3 separate regions of the Homo sapiens genome follow, and regions 2 and 3 are each linked to region 1. A link is a contact called in ENCODE Hi-C or POLR2A ChIA-PET data. All regions are on one chromosome and are shown on one strand. Each heading gives the region's core, a stretch centred on a gene start or an enhancer-like site at or near the end of the contact. The rest is flanking DNA. Distances are from core to core; before and after follow the strand shown.

Region 1 (4,411 bases), core at 1,210-3,709:
TTGTGGACATCACTTTATTTAGTCTTCACGACCCTATAAACTAGGCACTGGCATTATCTCCATTTTAGGTGGTATAACTGAGGCCCAGAGACGCTCAGTAACATTCCCAACACCAAACAAAGTGGGAGGAGCCAAGGCAAACACAACACTTTCCTTCACTGCCTCGTTGATACCCACAACAATCCCGTCAGTTGGTGGGTCAGATATGACATGGTTTCACTCCTCTGGGTCCCTATTTACGTACACGCTAACACTTCTGTAGCACACGACGTGACAGGCTCCGTTCCACGACATTCAGCGTCAACTCCCGGGGAGGCAGCTTAGACAGGTTAAGTGACTTGCCCGGGATCAGACAGGGGCGTCCTACTACACACTCTGCAGGGGTAGCTTCCAACAGACCTGGCAGTCTCCTTAGGAGCAAGGGGCATGTGGGGGGAGTGGAAGGAATCTGGTGGGGGCCACACACCATAGGCAAACCTTCATCATCAGTCTTCCCTATAAAGTCATGGCTGTCCTATAGGCCACAGTGGGGACACCTATGGCAAAACTGGGCAGTGTTACCCACACCTGGCTAAGCTTGGGGATTCAGGAAGAGATTTGGAAAAGCCTGGGCTGCAAGGCTGGGCTGAACCATGTACAGCTGCGTGGGCCACCCCCCTACCTTCTGATTACGTAGAAACTCACGTTTCACTCAGACGGGAAGCTCTGGCTAAGCACTAAAAGATGGATAAAATTAACATACCCATCTCCTTACCCCAGGAGAGCACCATCCTGGGCCTCTGGGACCTTATCACTTTCAGAGGAGAAGCAGCAGGGTTAGGGAATCTCTGTTCAAAGGGCCAGAGAACCGAGGGGTATGGCGTGCAGGGCTATCAGACAGTGAAGCTGCCCAGAAGAAACTCAGCCTTTGAGGGGAGCTCAAAGATGCCCTGTTCCGGATTCAGGGTGTCCCACAGTACCCAAATCCAGAGCTGCTTCGAGCTTGACACCTTGCCCCAGATTCTCCCCACAGGGGTTCTGGGTATAAAGGATGAGGGGAGGGTTCCAGGTCTCTACCCACTACACGCCCAAAGCATCCGCGTGACACAAGAAAGGCCTGCACAATACTCAAGAGTATTAGGGCTGGACCCAGATCTGAGACCTGGAAAGGGATGAAGTGGCGTCAGCCCTGCGGGCTTACTTGGGGGTGGTGGAGCGCACCAGGACCCTGGCTGCTTCCCGAGGGGACACGTGCCGACAGGTCACTACAAGGCGGGGTGCCACAGCCACTCCGGAGCCCCATACGGTGCCGCACTCCACCAACACTGCCGCGGCTGCCCACAGGGGCCCGGAGTCTCGGAGGGGCAGACCCCACGGGACGCCCACCTCTGGCGGCAGAAGGGCGGCCAGGGCAGCGGTGCTGTGCGGCAGGCGGTGAAGCGCGTCGCGGGCGGCGCGGAAAAGGGGGGCGGCGGCGCAGAGCAGCGTGAAGCCCACCCATTCGCCGGCCTTCCAACAGAGCGGCGCCACCACCAGCGCCACCAGCGCCCCCGCGGGCCGCGCGGTGAACACGCCGCCGCCCTCGGTGCCGGGCAGGCAGCGTGCGTCGGTAAGCAGCAGTGGGCCGGCCACGTTGCTGAGCACCCCGCAGCTCAGCGTGTTGAGAAAGATGTCGGGGCAGAAGGCGCCGAAAGGGGAGCCGCAGACCAGCAATGGCGCACCCTTGGGCACGGCCCCGAGAGGCGACACCGCCATGGCTGGCCCGCGCTCCTCCTCCACCTCCTCCTGGCCTAGCCGCACGCCCAGCAGCGCAAACCAGCCCAGCGCTCTCAGTTGATCCGCCTCCTCGTCCTCCGACACTTCGTCATCCCGCGCCGCGCTCGAGAAGCGCCACTGTTCCGCTGCCTCGTCCCCGAAGAGGCGCGCGAAGTGGGCCCAGAAGGCCGGGCAGCTCAGCAGCAGCAGCAGCTCAGCAGGAAGCCGGGGCTGCAGGGGACGCCCGCGGGACGGGGCAGGTGGGCCGGGCTCGAGGCTCGCGCACTGGGGCGTGCACAGCCCTGGGCGGCCCCGCTCCGCGCCGCCCCCGGGACCCGCGGCCGTTGGGGCCCACTGCACGTGCAGGCGCAGGTCGTCCCTGCAACTGTCGCCAGGCAGGAAGACGGCGCCGGCCGCGGTCAGGACTTCGCTGCCAGCTCGCAGGAAGGGGACGAAGATGCCCCCGTGGCAAAGCACCAGGCCCGGGCTACGGCTCAGGATTACCCCGCTGCAGCTCCACGGGCCCGCCTCGGGCTGTCCGGCCCGGGAGGCGCTCACCATGCAGCCCGCCTGCTCGGCCGCCCTCATGGCAGACCCCCACTGCCTTCTCATGGCCTCTAGGCCGGACACTCGGGAGCTTCTCCGAGAAACAGCAAGCTAGCGAGCGAGGACCCCTACCCGGTCCGGCTGAAGCTGCCTAGCGCCACCCACAGCTGGAAGCGAGAGGCGCAAGCTCTGACTCACGTCTTCCTCATCGAGCCCGATTGGCTAAGCCCCAATTGACCCGACCCGATTGGCTGGGCTTGTACCGAGCTCTGATTGGCTTCCTATTCTGATTTTTTTTTTCCTTTCCCCGCCCTCGTTAGTTTGTCCAACCGGTGGGACATAATCTGCCCCATTCCCCCGGATGAGCCCCGGGGAGAGTAAGAGGAGTGCGGCGTCACGAGGAATCAGAGGAGAGGAGGGTGGGTCCCTTCAAGCCTAGTCTCGTTTGCTGGAATGTGGGAAAGGGAATAGAAATGAGCGCTGACGTGCCTAGATTTGCCCAGGCCACGACAGTACCTGTGAGCATCTGCCCAGGTCTAGGCGACCTTCAGCCTCTGACCCTTGGGATAATATGGACCAAGGAAATCCTTGGCCAATTCAGTGTTTTGAAAATTTAAAAGTAAACCCTATAGCAATCCACTAGGGGGCATGGAACTCTCAAGATTACTCCTAGGATTTTTTTTTGCTGCCAAAGCCCCAACACAAATCTCCGAGAAACTGGATTTGCTGTAAATTAAATTGCCCTTTAAATCGACTATGAACAGTAGCTGAAATCAAAAATTTTAATCATACAGGCCTATATTTTACAGTGTGCACATTTCACATAACATAACCACCAGCCAGGATTTATCTAGGCCAGGGTCCAAATACTTTCTGTAGAAGGCCAGAATGGAAACAGTTCCAGTTTGGGGGGACCATACAACTTGTCTCAAATAGTCAACTCTGCAGCTGTTGCATACAAAAGCTAAAGGAATGGCGGTGGCTGTGTCCCAATAAAAAGATACAGACATTGAAATTTTAATTTCATACAATTTTTTGTGTCCAAAAATAGCATTCTTTAAATATTTTTTCCAACCATTTAAATATGTAAAAACCTTTCTTTGCTCACAGGCCATACAAACACAGGCAGCAGGCCCGATTTGACCCACAAGGCATAGTTTACCATCTCTAGTGTACACTAACATAAACTGCTCTACTTTTCCAAAGAAGTACGCTTTAGGACAGAGGAGGATGAACGAGTATGTCGGGGAGTGGGGGGGCGCGGAGCTTCATGATACCCTCAATCAGTCACCACAAGCTAGACAGTTTACAAAGGTCTGCTTTATCACTGAATTGATAAAATACACATTATTTTTTATTTATTTATTTATTTTTTTGAGACGGAGTCTCGCTCTGTCGCCCAGGCTGGAGTGCAATGGTGCGATCTCCGCTCACTGCAAACTCCGCCTCCTGGGTTCACGCTATTCTCCTGCCTCAGCCTCCCCAGTCGCTGGGACTACAGGCGCCTGCCACCACGCCCAGCTAATTTTTTGTATTTTTAGTAGAGACGGGGTTTCACCGTGTTAGCCAGGATGGTCTCGATCTCCTGACCTTGTGATCCGCCCGCCTCGGCCTCCCAAAGTGCTGGGATTACAGGCGTGAGCCACCGTACCCGGCCATCATTAATTTTTATTAAGGTTACTGTATTGCTTACCATATACAATTGCTACTTAAATTCTCTAATCTTTCTGCCTGAATTCTTTAAATAAAGTTAACACTGCTTGGTATAACCCCAGCACAACACAGGATAATGCTCCCAGTACTCCCAGTGACACAAACCTGCTAGAGAAAGGAAAACGATTATCCATGATAGTATGAGGCAGGAATAAAATTAGGCCATCTTGCCATAGCAGGCGGTCTTCTTTTGGTTCTATGACACAGAAGGTGGCTTGATCACAGCACAATTTCTTTATCCCAACTTCCTAGCAATCAAAGAGTTTTTCTCTTGGTGGAGCACAGGGGCTCACACTTGGAATCCCAGCACGTTGGGAGGCTGAGGTAGGAGAATTTCCTGAGCCCAGGAGTTTGAGACCAGCCTGGGCAACATGATGAGACCTTAACTCTACAAAAATTTTGAAAACTAGCTGAGCAC
Region 2 (4,097 bases), core at 903-3,402, 290 kb after region 1:
CATTTGCAGATGAGAAAACTGAAGGTCCAAGGTGAAGGTTAAACGGCAACAGATACAGATGTAAACCCAATTGGACTCCAACATCCCTTTCATGCAACTGCGGTGCAGCTTATTCTAAATAAACCCAAGATGGAAGGAGTGGGGCCAGGACATCCCTTCTCCTCCAGTCTCCCTCCAGGCGGGCTCTTCCCACTGCTCTTAGAAAATGAGGCCAATTCACAACGTAACTGTGCCACATGCCGCTGTACACTAAAAAACAGTGTTTAGGCCGGTCACAGTGGCTCACGCCTGTAATCCCAACACCTTGGGAGGCCGAGGCAGGCGGACCACGAGACCAGGCGAGACCAGCCTGGCCAATATGGTGAAACTCTGTGTCTACTAAAAATATTAAAAAATAGCTGGGCGCAGTGGCGCGCGCCTGTAGTCTCAGTTACTCGGGAGGCTGAGGCAGGAGAATTCCTTGAACCTGGGAGGCGGAGGTTGCAGTGAGCCGAAATCGTGTCACTGCACTCCAGCCTGGGCAACAGAGGGAGACTCTGTTTCAAAGAAAAAACAAACAAACAAAAAAACAGTGTTTAGCTGAAAGAGAGCAGTCTCCTAATTTACAGAAGGGAAGGCAGATAAACCAAGACGCGCCAGGGACAACAGGGAATCAGGAAGCAGGATTTGAGGCCTAGAACCCAGTTTCCAGATGCCTGTCCATCACCGCACACATCTCGAACTTTCCAGAAGGGAGTGAACTGGAAAAGCGCTCCCTCCCTTCTTTGCCCCCTCCCATCCCCGGCCGCTTTTCGGTTGAGGGGCCGAGCACTCCAGCAAATTTCTCATTGCCCCGCCCCCGAGGGTGTCCCCTGGTCTGGCTGGTCCCCAGATGACCCTTCCGGAGAGGGTCACCGGCTGTCTGACCCCAGGCGCGGGAGCGAAGGGCCCCCGGCACCAGGTCACAAGGGGCGGGCAGGCGGCAGGTCGGATCAGATTAGCGTTTGTGGATTGCGCCCCGGCCCCAGGGAGGGCCGTCTGGCCCCCGCAGGCGGAGGGAGGCGTGGGCGGCCGCGGCTGCCCAGGCGGCAGAATGTGGATTGAGGCGCGGAAGGGGCTCCCTCTCCGCAGCACCCACCTGCTCGCCGCGCTGGGTGCCCAGAACGCGCTGCCAGGTCCTCGAGGGCGATACCCTCAGATCCCTGCCGTCCTTGACACCCACTCCCCTGCAAATCATGGCCCCGAACCCGGGGTTAAGCGAGACACTTGACACTTCCCCGGCGCGGCTGGAGGACCCAAGGCTGCCACAGTTCGCGACTTCGGGACAGCCCATCCCTGATCTCCGGGCCGTGAGCCCGAATCCCCGATGTTACCAGCTCAGCTGCCGATACTCCCGACGTCACACCCCGGGACCCATTCACCCTCACTCGCAGAAAGAAAAAAAAATCGCCAAGACCAAACCATTACAGTAATACCAACGACCGTTGACTGTGGCTGTGCCGGGTACTGCGCTGAGCGTTTCGCGCGCATTGTCATCTCGCGCTTTCCACAGTCTGATAGGCGAGGTGTTATTTATTACACCTATCCTACAGATGCGCAGACCCAGGCTCCGGGATAAGCAACTTCACAAGACTGGAGATTAGAAGCTCCCACCCTTCCGCGCTGCGCTCCGCGCAATCCCAAACCAAAACCCAGAGACAATGGTCCCCGTCGAGGACACACCCTGAACGCTAGAATCCCTTCCCGACTCGGCCGTGGATACGCCCCCAGCCACCAACGCTGCACCCCGAGCCTGCTGACGCGGAGACACCCGCAGAGCTAGGCCCTGGGCTCGGGACGCCCGGGCGGCTGCAAACCCGGCTCGGAGCCGCAGCCCCCAACCCACAGCACTTCCCGAGTCCGCTGGCTGGACGCGGCGGAGGCGCCCCGGGGGTGCCCAGCAGGGCGCGGCACGCGGCACTGCCTACCTTCTGCCTGTAGGCTGCGGATGATGTCTGCCCTCGGCAGCGGGTCGCGGTAGAGGCTCAGCATGTACGCCAGAGGGGATGGCGACGAGGGCTGCCCCCGCGTACGCAGGAGCGCAGTGGCCACCGTCGCAGCACCCGCCTGGAGTAGGGCCCACCAGGCGTGCAGAAGGAAGGGCAGGCAGTGGGCGTGCATGGTGGGCTGGCCAGGCCTGAAAGCAGCACCTCCAGCCCTTATATCCTGGGCCTCAGCAGCCGCCCCGCCCCCACCTTTCCTCCCTCTGGGGAAGCTTTAAGATCATATAACCCCCCTCCGGAGGGTGGGGGGCAGAGAGACCTCCTGCTGGGGATGGGCGAGACCTGAGCCTGGTGCGGAGGAGGCCCGCAAAGCTGGCGGAGGACCTAGTTCCAGGGACGGGATCTAGGGCTCCTGGTTTGCCCGGTCTGGACACCCTGGCACCCTGCTCCTCTAGGTACCAAACGCCTTGATGCTGAGACAGAGCAGGCTTGTCCCGGCAGATTCCCAGGTCAGAACTGCGACTTCCTTACTCGACCTCACCTGGGATCCCTGCCCCATCCTCTCCACTCAGGCTGCAAATGGACCGCAGGCTCCTCAAGAAGCAGGAAGAGAATGCCGAGGGATCCTCGTGGCTCTCAGGCAGACTTTGACACAATCTGGCCGGCGCAGCCTCCCTGGCCACTGTCTAGATGGCCTCGGGGAGCACCCCTGGCCCTACCAAATACTGAAGTGCTTTCCTGGGGAAGACAGAAGGCAGGAGGGACCAGGACGATGACTTCTCCACCTGAAAAGGGAGTGTTCAGCAGAAGCTGGAGCCAGATGGAGCCAACGGGGTGATCCTGGTTCATCAGGCTCTTCCCCGACAGGCAGACATCACCCCAGTGATTTCAGGAGGAAAGGTGTTACCCTTGTTGCCCACATCCCCCAATCCCTGCCTGGTGTGGCAGGGCCACAGAAGACCTGGGTGTCGGCTCAGGGCCACTCACTTTGATCTCTGGGCTCAGCTTTCCTTATTTGCACAAGAGTGATCTTGTCTGGCCTCCTCCCTTCCAGGTGCAAAGTCAAATCAGGGCTGGAATGACTTTTAAAGAAATGTAAATCCCTGCCCCAGTGTCTGGCCCCATCCGTTTTCCTTTACACCTGAGGGCTCTTTCTCTTCTTAGCTCCCCCCACCTACCTAGCCTTGACAAGCACTTAGCTGCTGGCCAACACTTACTGAACACTTACTAAGCGCCAGGCATAGTGCTAAGTGCTCTATACACCTGACTTCTTTCACAGGATGCCTCTAGCTCAAAAGAACCATAGGCTGCTGGCCAGGCACGGTGGCTCACACCTGTAATTTCAGCACTTAGGGAGGATGAGGCTGGCAGATACCTGAGCTCAGGAGTTCAAGACCAGCCTGGTCAACATGGTGAAACCCTGTCTCTACCCAAAAATACAAAAATGAGCCAGGCATTTTTGTGGTGTGCGCCTGTAGTCCCAGCTCCTCTGGAGGCTGAAGTGGGAGGATTGCTTGAGCCTGGGAGGCAAAGGTTGCAATAAGCCAAGATCGGGCCACTGCACTCCAGTCTGGGCAACCGAGTGAGTCCCTGTCTCAAAAAACAAAACAACAACAACAACAACAACAACAAAAGAACCATAGGCTGCGACCTGAGCAGGTTGTTAGAAAATGGAGAAAGGCCCAGCAGGCTCAACTAGGAGCTCCAAGCCTTTGTCCTCTGTCTTAGGGGAGGAGGCTGTCCCACATAGCTGGAGGCCTCATCTAAGATTCAGGAGACCTGGGCTGTCCACCACATGAGCCCTGGACAGTCTGTTAGTTTCCTAAAGCTGGAAATGTCTTGTTCATCCTGCTGTCACACAGTATATACCATCATCATCGTTGGAACCCAAAAAATCTGTGTTAAGTAAATAATTCAGGCCAGGTGTGGTGGTTCATGCCTGTAATCCCAACACATGGGAGGCCAAGGCTGGAGGATAGCTTGAGGCCAGGAGTTTGAGACCAGTCTGGTCAACATAGCAAGACCCTCTTTAAAAAAAAAAAATAAAAACAAGTAAATAATTCAGTGAGGCCAGACGCAGTGGCTCACGCCTGTAATCCTAGCACTTTGGGAGGCTGAGGTGGGAAGATCACCTGA
Region 3 (4,455 bases), core at 1,463-3,962, 340 kb after region 1:
ACATTCTAAAACATTTTATCACCCTAAAGGAAAACTCCACCTATTAAGCAGTTACTCACCATTCCCTTCTCCACCACAGTACTTTTTTTCTTTAAAAAAAAAAACAAAAAAACAAAAAACAGTTTTGTTGAGATATGTGCACCATAAAATACACCTGCGTGAAGTGTGCACTTTGGTGAATGTCGGTAAAAGTCCTGGGCATGCAGCCAACTCCTAGACAAGTCTGACAACACTTTCCATCACCTAGAAGGGCCCTATGCTCCCTTGTAGCCGGTCACCACTCCCACCTTGGGCCCAGGCCCACTCATCTACTTTCTGTCACTATGATTTTGTTTTTTCTGGATTTTTCACATACGTGGACTCATATAACAGGTAGCTTTTAGTGACTGGCTTCTTTACTCAACATGATGTTTTTTGAGATTCATCTCTGTTATTGGATGATTTAATCAGTTCCATTCCTTTTTTATTGGTGAGTAGTATTCCAATGTGTGGGATATGTTAAAAATAGTTTAAAATTTCTCTCTCTTTTTTTTTTTAAGAAGGGCCTCTTTCCTGTTGCCCAGGCTGCAGTGAAGTGGCTCAGGGTCGACTCACTGCAGCCTTAACTTCTGGCCTCAAATGATCCTCCCACCTCAGCCTTCTGAGTAGTTGGGACTACAGGTGTGCACCACCATGCCCGGCTAATTTTTGTATTTTTAGTAGAGACGGGGTTTTGCCCTGTTGCCCAGGCTGGTCTTGAACTCCTGGACTGAAGTGATCTGCCTGCCTCAGCCTCCTAAAGTGCTGGGATTACAGGCGTAAGCCACCATGCCTGGCCTAAAATAATCTTCACAAAATATTCAAGTAGTAGCTTCATAGAAAGTAAAATGTCAAAGTCCCCTTTCCCCTCCTTCCCCTCTCTCTGGTCCCCGTAGGTAACACTGTCAGCAGTGTGCTGAGTATCCTTTGGTCTTTTTTCTGTACCTCTACATGAATTTGTGTGGTTTTTTATTTTTGGGGTGTAAATGAGCTCAAACTCGGTCCATGGCTGTGGGGCCTGCTTTCATCCGGCCATGTATCATGCAGAGGGACCCCACCACTGCCATGGGAGTTCTGAGCACATGCCCTGAGCTGGGGCTTGGCGAGGCTTTGGGAGAGATGGGAAGAAGTCTTCCTGGAGGTGGTTAATTTAGAGCAGGTTCTGGAGAAGAGTAGCATTGGATCAAAGGGGATCAGTCTGTCCAAAACAGCCTCTGTCGTGACCCGTCCCTGGGGTCTGGGTGGATGTATTCTGCTGCTGGGGGTCTGGGTGGATGTATCCTCCTGCTGCTGGGGGTCTGGGTGGATGTATCCTCCTACTGCTGGGGGTTCTGGGCGGATGTGTCCTTCTGCCGCTTCACCAATGACCCCGACTTGGCTGCCGCTGGTGGGGGCTTCTTCCCGTCTCTCTGAAGTGTCACTGGAAGGAATAGGCCCAGGAGAGGGCAGTTCGTTGGGTTGACAGAAGAGGGACCCTTGGGGAGTTGCCCCTTGCCAAAGTCTCTTTAGGCAGCCTGTAGGGGCCTCCCAATAGCTATCTTGCCCAGCCTACGTGGGTGGAGGATGGGATGCCTGTGGCCTCTGAGGAAGGGGCTGCCTGGGCTCAGATTTTCACCCTCCTGGCCCCACCCCAACCCCAACCAATGAGACTGCAGCCAGTGGGGTCCCAGGTGCTCTGAGTCTTATGTCATGCTGCTTTCCTTGACACTGCCATCGATGTGTAGATGAACCCCATCCCCTGCATCCTAAAGTTGGTTGTTTTCATTGTTTTTAAGTTTTCCCTAACTTAACAGTACAAAGTAGTGCCTTAATTGTAAGACATGGGTTCTGGGAGATAGGAATCCTGTGTGGTGGTTCCAGGGCAGCCACTTGCTTACCCAGGAAGGGGTTGTCTTGTGACTTGGGGTCTCATCCTGGGCTCAGGAATCCTGTAGGGGGAGGGGAGGACCTGGCAGGGAGCTCTGCATAGGTGGGTTTGTGGATGTCTCCCTTTCTGCAGCTCAGTGCTGCTCAAATGTGGGTAATACGTGGACTTCCAATTCACAGCCCTATTGAGATCTAATTCACATGCTGTACAATTCACTCATTTAGTAGCTTTTAGTACATTCAAAGAGCTGTTGTCTCACCACAGTCTAATTTTACAACATTTTCATCAACCTCAAAAGATACCCCAGTACCCATTGGTAGTCACTCCCCACCCCCAGCCCGCTAGCATGCTCTGTATCTCTATAGATTTGCTAATTCTAGACATTTCATATAAATGAAATCATACAACATATGGGTTTTTTGTAGACTCCCTCTCTCTCTCTTTTTTTTCTTGAGATGGAGTCTCGCTCTGTTGCCCAGTCTGGAGTATAGTGGCGTGATCTCGGCTGATGGCAACCTCCGCCTCCCGGGTTCAAGCGATTCTCCTGCCTAAGCTTCCCGAGTAGCTGGGATCACAGGCACCTGCCACCATGCCCAGCTAATTTTTGTATTTTTAGTAGAGATGAGGTTTCACCGTGTTGGCCAGGCTGGTCTTGAACTCCTGACCTCAGGTGATCCATCTGCCTCGGCCTCCCATAATGCTGGGATTACAGGCATGAGCCACCACGCCTGGCCCTCTCTCTCTCTCTCTTTTTTAAAGGTCTCACTCTGTTGCTCAGGCTGGGGTGCAGTGGTGCAATCACGGCTCACTGAAGCCTCAACCTCCTGGGCTCAGGTGATCCTCCCTCCTCAGTCTCCTGAGTAGCTAGGACCACAGGCATGTGCCACCACATCCGGCTAATTTAAAAGTTTTTTTAATAGAGACAAGGTCTTGTGTTGCCCAGGTCTTCAACTCCTGAGCTCAGGACTCCCTTTTGAAAAACAACAACAAACCCCTCACTTGCTGATTGACATTATTCTTACTGTAATATAACTGAAATGTGTATAAGACCAGGCATAAGCACCTTAGACTTAAAGTTTTTACAAAACTATTAAAAAAACAGGAAATAGTAGTAAAACCAGAAAGCCAACTCATTTCCAATGAACAATTACTTTAATTGGAAGGATGTTAACTGCACCTACATTGCCAGCCTTGGGTTGATGGTAGAGAGCTGTGCCCTTGGGCCTCTCCTGTGTTCCCTGCCTCTGTTTCTTGGGCCTGTTGTATAGGGAAGTACTAATAATGTTGGGCTGATGGGACGGGTTGGGGTAATCAGACCTCACATTTAAGCCTAGACTACGTGTGAGCAATCCCTGAATGTCTGTTTTAATGGGGTATTGCCCGATACTCGGAAAGCTGGCTTGTTTGATTGAAGATAAGCATGGAATAGTGGCATTATTGAAATCTGCTTGTAGTGGCTCTTAAACCCACTTCTTTTTTTTTTGGAGACAGAGTCTCGCTCTGTCGCCCAGGCATGGTGCGATCTGGGCTCACTGCAAGCTCCGCCTCCTGGGTTCACACCATTCTTCTGCCTCAGCCTCCTGAGTAGCTGGGACTACAGTCACCTGCCACCACGCCTGGCTAATTTTTTGTATTTTTAGTAGAGACGGGGTTTCACCATGTTAGCCAGGATGGTCTCGATCTCCTGACTTCGTGATCCACTTGCCTCGGCCTCCCAAAGTGCTGGGATTACAGGCGTGAGCCACTGTGCCCAGCCTAAACCCACTTCTTGTAGGAATCAGGAATTTGGCACAGAGATGGGCTTTACTCACTTCACACAGATGCTGTCAACATGCACATGGTCCTGACTGCTAAGAGGCTGGGCCTTTGAACTGGGCACCTCCAGGCTGCCATGGGCTATGGGGTGGCTCTGTTCTCCCTCCCCACCTGCTTTTTTTTTCCTATTTGAATCACAACCTTTCTTTGTGCTGTGTGTGATGATATCATTTGGCCTTCATGGAGAAGGAACTGGATTGTAAACACAGGAGCAAACTTGAGGCTCAAATTGTAGGGCACTGCTTGCTTATGAGATGGTTATTCAGATGACCAGGGGATGCTCTCATTACTTTTTGAAATGACATTAAAATAACCCTTTTAAAGTGTACAGTTCAGTGACAGTACATTTGCAATGTTTTGCAACCATCACCACAAACATTTTCAGTTCCAAAACATTTTCATCACCCCAAAAGGAAAACTCCATCCATCCATTAAGTAATCCCTCCCAGTTTCCCCTCCCCCAGCCTTGGCAACCATGGATCTGCATTCTGTCTCTGGATTTACCTATTTTGGATAGTTCATGTAAGGGGAATCATGTAATATGTGACCTTCTGTGTCTGGCTTTTTTCACTTAGCATAGTGTTCAGGGCTCATCTGTGTTGTAGCAAATATCAGTACTCCATTCCCTTTTATGGCTGAGTAACTTTCCATTGTATGGATAGGCCGCACTTTGTTTATTCGTTTATTATTTGATGGGCATTTGGGTTGTTTCTACCTTTTGGCTATTGTGAATAGCTGTTTGGCTGCTATGAATG

Evidence for each region. Hi-C counts contacts between places; a loop is a spot of excess contacts on that map. ChIA-PET counts read pairs that join two places held with the same protein, here RNA polymerase II (POLR2A). Pooled maps may share reads with other maps.
Region 2: POLR2A ChIA-PET joins it to region 1 with 10 read pairs in activated CD4-positive, alpha-beta T cell. The contact joins the promoter of NODAL here to the promoter of TYSND1 in region 1. A Hi-C loop is called at or near these places in 1 of 50 pooled maps. POLR2A ChIA-PET finds 5 or more read pairs at or near these places in 2 of 52 experiments (AG04450 and activated CD4-positive, alpha-beta T cell).
Region 3: a map with no recorded cell type shows a loop between it and region 1 (3-fold over the local background). The contact joins the enhancer-like site here to the promoter of TYSND1 in region 1. A Hi-C loop is called at or near these places in 3 of 37 single-sample maps with no recorded cell type and 2 of 50 pooled maps. POLR2A ChIA-PET finds 5 or more read pairs at or near these places in 1 of 52 experiments (HEK293).

What each region holds. Positions count from the first base shown.
Region 1 is chr10:70,144,241-70,148,651 of GRCh38, forward strand. It overlaps TYSND1 (trypsin like peroxisomal matrix peptidase 1), which reads right to left and starts at 2,460. Exons shown (of 4, transcript NM_173555.4): 1 at 1,181-2,460. The coding sequence starts at 2,346. SAR1A (secretion associated Ras related GTPase 1A) reads right to left here. Exons shown (of 7, transcript NM_020150.5): 7 at 3,049-4,411. RefSeq lists silencers at 1,362-1,591, 1,922-2,231 and an enhancer at 1,722-1,771.
Region 2 is chr10:70,439,529-70,443,625 of GRCh38, forward strand. It overlaps NODAL (nodal growth differentiation factor), which reads right to left and starts at 2,153. Exons shown (of 3, transcript NM_018055.5): 1 at 1,947-2,153. The coding sequence starts at 2,139. RefSeq lists enhancers at 399-1,008, 1,009-1,616, 1,617-2,226, 2,837-3,446, 2,845-3,139.
Region 3 is chr10:70,487,604-70,492,058 of GRCh38, forward strand. The region is part of intron 1 of PALD1 (phosphatase domain containing paladin 1); the gene reads left to right. Among named protein-coding and RNA genes, the nearest start is that of PALD1, 11 kb to the left of the region's middle. RefSeq lists a silencer at 2,620-2,719. Within about 2 kb of position 2,713, at least 2 of the 41 ENCODE cell types and tissues checked have a DNase peak (open chromatin) inside an H3K27ac peak, as active enhancers do.